Linked DNA regions of Homo sapiens: region 1 is linked to region 2. Evidence: read pairs that join two places in POLR2A ChIA-PET (ENCODE). Cell type or tissue: B cell. All regions are shown on one strand. Links, peaks and the distances in the headings refer to the core of each region. The heading gives the core; the rest is flanking DNA.

What was found. Peaks named below come from ENCODE experiments on the same cell type or tissue, not always from the same donor. Only the 100,000 strongest peaks of a DNase experiment are listed, where the experiment ranks them.
Region 1: POLR2A ChIA-PET joins it to region 2 with 13 read pairs; 14 of 35 experiments call an interaction of 5 or more read pairs at or near these places.

Annotation. Positions count from the first base shown.
Region 1 is chr11:67,435,713-67,438,574 of GRCh38, reverse strand. It overlaps CORO1B (coronin 1B), which reads left to right. Exons shown (of 11, transcript NM_020441.3): 11 at 74-2,862. The coding sequence ends at 199. It overlaps PTPRCAP (protein tyrosine phosphatase receptor type C associated protein), which reads left to right and starts at 893. Exons shown (of 2, transcript NM_005608.3): 1 at 893-958; 2 at 2,225-2,862. The coding sequence starts at 956. The coding sequence ends at 2,842. RefSeq lists enhancers at 1-408, 409-941, 942-1,474, 1,790-1,849, 1,752-2,513 and a silencer at 1,200-1,569. In B cell, for the core only: no CTCF peak of the experiment used is centred there; DNase peaks (open chromatin) are centred at 884, 1,344 and 1,874; H3K4me3 peaks cover 2,500 bases; H3K27ac peaks cover 2,500 bases.
Region 2 is chr11:67,372,642-67,375,518 of GRCh38, reverse strand. CLCF1 (cardiotrophin like cytokine factor 1) reads left to right here and starts at 1,921. Exons shown (of 3, transcript NM_013246.3): 1 at 1,921-1,995. The coding sequence starts at 1,980. All of the region lies in intron 2 of LOC100130987 (a long non-coding RNA gene), which reads right to left. RefSeq lists silencers at 1,583-1,632, 2,193-2,532. In B cell, for the core only: CTCF peaks have their summits at 1,003 and 1,205 (motif pointing right); DNase peaks (open chromatin) are centred at 1,248 and 1,808; H3K4me3 peaks cover 1,752 bases; H3K27ac peaks cover 1,499 bases.

The DNA.
Region 1 (2,862 bases), core at 1-2,500, 63 kb before region 2:
TGGTGGGTTTGGGAGGGCTATGGCTTAGCAGCCCCTGACCACCGCCCCCTACCCCTGCTTCATGTCCCCACAGGAGGCTGGGAAGCTGGAGGAGGTGATGCAGGAGCTGCGGGCCCTGAGGGCGCTGGTCAAGGAGCAGGGCGACCGCATCTGCCGCCTGGAGGAGCAGCTGGGCCGCATGGAGAACGGGGATGCGTAGGGCCACAGCCACACGCCACCTTCATCTCCTCCGCCGCCCCCTTCCCACTCAGCTTCTGCCAGCGGGTCGCACCGGGCTAGCTGGCTGCCCAGAGCCTCTGAGGCAGCGCAGGGGTCAGTTCCCACCCCCACCCGTCCCAGGCCCAGGCCGAAGCCAGCGCCCAGCTTTCCTCACTGTTCCTGTGGAGGATGTCTACGCCCAGGCGAGCTCCTCGACCTCTGAGGGACCATCTCCCCGACCACTGCCCAGCCCTCTGCTCCCTCCCCAGAGGAGGCGGGAGGGTGGGCTCTATATTTTCATTCCAAATAAAATTCTCTTTCTAAAAGCCAGGCTGACCTGCTGCTGCAAGGGTGGGGCTGAGAAGTCTGGAAACCTGGAGACAGAGGATGTCACAGGAGTCACACATGTGCAGAAGGTCTGGGGGCAGTGAGCAGCCCCACAGGCATTGCTCCCCTGGATTGTCAGGCAGGGAAACTGAGGCAGAAGACCTGAGAACACATGCAAGGCTGCATCCAGCTTCAAGTTGGTGCTGCTTCTTCCTTGGAGGACAGGCCCGGCAGCCCAGCCTCCTCCAGAGAGACTGGGGAGGGTCTGGTGTGGACCAGGGGTCCTGCAGCAGGGAGGGGCAGGTGGGGTATGTGGGCAGGAAGCGGAAGCCTGGGCCACCCTTCACTGCAGACGAGCACTGAGCTCACTTCTCGCTCGACACAGCCAGAGCTGGAGGTGGGTGCCCGGCACGGAGGGGCCTGCGGACCAATGGTAAGCCTCGGAGCCCCCCGGGTTCTTGGGATGGGGGCCACAGGCGGTCGGGGCTAGAATGTCTGGGCCTGTGGAGCTAAGGAGGGCCCCACATTGGCCCCAGGGAAGAGGTGAGACCTAAGAGGAGTATGGCAGAGGCTGAACCTTTCTCTCACCTGAGCTGGGCTCCCTGGGACTCCAGGCCTGGCCCCCAGCACCCCATACCGGACCAGGCCCCTGTCAGGAGCCCTGGGAAGGCCCTTACCTGGTCTTCCTGTGAGCGGGAACTTGCATTCCTGGAGCCTGGGCGGACAGCCTGGGGTGGTGGGGGAGGCTGGCTGCACCTCAGCACCCCTCCCCCGACACCCCCCACCTAGCCTGTTCCGACCGCAGACTTCCTCTGGCAGCTGCGCCCGCCTCCCCCAGCCCCCCCCAGCCCCCGGCCCTGCACGCCTGTGGCCCTCAGGGACTGGGAGTGGAACGGAAACCCTGCCGCTGGGGCAGCCCCGTGGTGGGGAGGGAGGAAGAGGGGCCTCACGGACCCCCGTTTGGGGACCTGGCCAAGCAGAAGATGAGCAGTTGCCTCTGGGTGCATCCAGGCCCCTCCATCCCCCATCCCAGGCCTCAGGGAGAGCCAGCCCTGACACCAGCTAGCAACCTCCTTCCCTCCCTCCCATCTCCTCTCCCACCCACCCAGGCAGCCTAGACACATTTAATCCATACTTATTGAGCACCTACTAACATGCTTGACCCAAAAAGCCCCCGTTTCCTAGCAGCTTATTGTGGGGGGTAGATAAGACAATAGACATAAAAAATGAGTACAGTTATCTCCTGCGTTAGGTGACATGGAAGGAAAAAGGCACTGAGTGCTGGGGGGTGCTGGGGTGGGCTGCAGTGATAGACATCAGGGTAGAGGTTAAGGTCAGGTTCAGCCTCACTGGGGTGAAGTTTGAGCACGGTGAGCAGGCCATGCAGCCCGGGGGAGGGGAGGATGGGAGGAGGTGGAGCTTTCCGGGCAGAGGGAACAGCCAGTGCGAAGGCCCCAGGCAGGTGGCTTAATGCAGCTGTTGGGGGAGGTGAGTGGTAGGGAGGAGGCTGGAGGGATGGGGGCTGATCTCACAGGGCCAGAGCCTGGTTGACCAAATAAGGCCTTGGCCTTTTCTGCTTGGCTGTCCCAAGAGGATCCCAAAGAGAAAAAAACGAAAGTGGTCTTGGTCACCCAGCCTGCCCCACACCAGGCCCCACCCCAGGTGCTGAGCCCTCTGAGCCCCTGCCTGTCTCCCACAGGCTCTGCCCTGCACCTTAGGGCTCGGGATGCTGCTGGCCCTGCCAGGGGCCTTGGGCTCGGGTGGCAGCGCGGAGGACAGCGTGGGCTCCAGCTCTGTCACCGTTGTCCTGCTGCTGCTGCTGCTCCTACTGCTGGCCACTGGCCTAGCACTGGCCTGGCGCCGCCTCAGCCGTGACTCAGGGGGCTACTACCACCCGGCCCGCCTAGGTGCCGCGCTGTGGGGCCGCACGCGGCGCCTGCTCTGGGCCAGCCCCCCAGGTCGCTGGCTGCAGGCCCGAGCTGAGCTGGGGTCCACAGACAATGACCTTGAGCGACAGGAGGATGAGCAGGACACAGACTATGACCACGTCGCGGATGGTGGCCTGCAGGCTGACCCTGGGGAAGGCGAGCAGCAATGTGGAGAGGCGTCCAGCCCAGAGCAGGTCCCCGTGCGGGCTGAGGAAGCCAGAGACAGTGACACGGAGGGCGACCTGGTCCTCGGCTCCCCAGGACCAGCGAGCGCAGGGGGCAGTGCTGAGGCCCTGCTGAGTGACCTGCACGCCTTTGCTGGCAGCGCAGCCTGGGATGACAGCGCCAGGGCAGCTGGGGGCCAGGGCCTCCATGTCACCGCACTGTAGAGGCCGGTCTTGGTGTCCCA
Region 2 (2,877 bases), core at 378-2,877:
AGGAATGTCACTGAAACTCCAGAGTCCTGGCTGGTGGGGGCAGGGAGGAGGTGCGGGGGCGGTGGGGGGGGCAGAGGTAGGCCCTGAGCACTTTTCACAAGGGTCCCTCCAGGCAGTTTTCATCAGAGCTGCTACTGAGGTCCCTCAAAGTCCCCTGCCCCCCACCCCAAGCCAGCTCTCCTTTCCCAGCCCTTTTTCTCCTTGTTTAGGAAAAAAAAAAGGAAGAAAGGACAGAGAGAGAGAGAAAAAAAAAAACCAACCCAACAACAAAGTCTGTCCCACTCCAGTGAGGTAATTGAAAACAAACTTCTTCCCCACCCCCCCCACCCCCCCACCTCAGTGCTCGCGGTACAGAGAAGGGAAGAGCTGCCCTGGGACCCAGCACTGGCCATGATCAGGATGCCTGCCCAGGCCACAGGTTGGAGGCGCTGGGGCTGGACTGGCAGAGTGCCCTCCCATTCCAGGGGCACCAGGAAGGAGTGGGAGACAAATCTCTGATGCCACTCCAGGGAGAGGCATCACCTTCCAGGTCTGGCCCACCACTGGCCTCTCCCACTTTGAAACAATAAATAAACAACAACAAAAGCAACTTATTACCCAGTGATTTAATTGGTGGTGTGGCTATAGGGCACCCAAGCCTTGGGGACCACATGACTCTCCCCCAGGAAAATCATGAAGCAGGGCAGTCCCCAGCCCTGGGTTAGAGCTGCCTCCTCTGAGCGTGTTCTCCCCGGCAGCCCTTGGAGAGGGAGGAGGGGACCCCCTCTGGGAGGGTCCAGGCATACCCCCAGGTATCCTGCCCAGCAAATCCCAACCCAGGCCTGCGGGAAGGAGGGGGAGCCCTCACCGCTAAGCCACCCCCACCTCACCACCGGAAAAACCAACAACCCGAAACCCCAAAGGAAGGAGAATGCCAGGGTCTTCATGGGGAAACATTTCACAAATGGGGACGCTCGGGCGGTCCATCGCCTTGAATCGGAGCATTCCCGCTGAGTCACCCAAGAAGCCTGTGGTGTTGAAACTGGTCCGTTGCCTCGTGCTGATTAATGAATTACAAATCCCCCACCCATGTACATTCTCCCTGGTCACTGGAGGAAGAATGAAGAACCTTGTGAACTTGAGGGAAAAAGTCCCGCCAAGTGGCCTCTTCTCGCCTCTGGGCCGGGCAGTGGGCCTGCAGTGCCCTCTTCCTCCCCCGCAGGGGGCATTGTGAGCTGGTTAGTCACCTGCCCCAGCCCCAGCGCCTCGCTTAGCTCTAGCTTTTGGAAATGGGACAAGCGGCGGGACAATAGGCAGGGGGGGCGGTCAGCCCAGACAAAGGGCAGCAGGAAAAACACCATCACTTGCTCCCAGGCCAGCTCGCTGGCATTTGGGAGAATGTGTCATTGCATTTACTCAAGGGGGAGGAGGAGGGAAGGTTAGAGATGAGGAGGCAGAGGTAGGGTGGGAGCAGGGACCTCGCACAGGCAGAGGTAGGTTGGATCAGGGACCCCGCATCGGCAGGGGACAGGGGGCAGGGGGCGGTGTCCCAGGCCAACGCCTGGGGAGAAGCCCACCCGAAGCCGGCGCTGTCCCCCGGCTCCTGGGAGTCCTCAGACGGACTGATGGCCTCCCCGCCCCCTCCCCCAGGAGGCCCAGGGTGGTACCGCCACAGCCTCGCCTCACCTCACCCCCCCTCGGTGCTGTGGGAGGGAGAGGGAGCCCCAGAAGCCCTCCCTTCCCTCCTCCCCCCTCCTACCCCCACCCCGGGGAGGGCCGCTACAATTTGTGGTTACAGCTTTACACGTCAGAAAAAAAAAAAAAAAGTTTGCAGAATGTCCCACACCGAAAAAAAAAAAAAATCCGAAACCGAGCGAAAAAAACCTGCGAGTGGGCCTGGCGGATGGGATTATTAAAGCTTCGCCGGAGCCGCGGCTCGCCCTCCCACTCCGCCAGCCTCCGGGAGAGGAGCCGCACCCGGCCGGCCCGGCCCCAGCCCCATGGACCTCCGAGCAGGTAGGAGCCAGGCGGCCGAGGCCCCGACCCCCGCCCCGCCAAGCAGCCACGAGATCCGGTTCCCGTCCTGCCCTGACCCCCGGGAGCCCCGCGCCGGGGCCGGGCCAGGGAGCTGGGCTCGGGCCGGGGGAGGCACGGCTGGGCGCCCTCGAGAGGGGCCGGGCGGGGACGCGGCATTCCTGGAGTCCGCACGGCGGGGCCAGGAGGTGGCCGGGAGCGGCGGGGAGCCCGGACGATCGCAGACCTGGGGAGGCGGCAACCTGGAGCCCCAGCGAGGCGGGCCGTAGGAGCCGCAGCCCCAGAGCCCCGCGCACCAGTCGGGGCCAGAGAGTCCGAGGCGGGGAGCGAGGCTGCGGGTGGGAGGAGGGGCTGGGAGAGGAAGAGGGAGGGAGGCCGGGGGAGCCCGAGGCCGGGCGGCGGGAGGCGAGGGGAGGCCGACACCTCGGGCCGCGCCGCTCTCCCTCCCCGGCCCGCCGGGAGGGGTAGGAGGGCGGGCGGGAGGAAGGGCGGGCGGCGGAGAGGAGGGCGGAGGGCAGCGCCGAGCCTGGCTGGGCCGGGCCGGACGGGCCGAGCCGCGCCGCGGGACTCGCGGCTTCCTAGCTACGCGCCGCGCGGCCGGAACCCTCCATGGTGCCCACGGCCGGGGAGCCGGCGGCAGGTAGGGGCGGCGGGCGGCGGCCGCGAGTCCCCCGGGCCACCGTGGCCTGGGAGTGATTATTGTTTGGCGGGGGGCTGGCGCAGCCGGGCCGGACCCGGCAGGAAAAAGTCTGTCACTGGCCAGGGAGCGGCGGGAGCAGCCGCTCAGCCCGGGCAGGAGGGGAGTTGACGCGCGGGAAAGGGCAGCGCCGGGCAGAGCCCGGAGCCCGGTGCCCCGGACCCCGC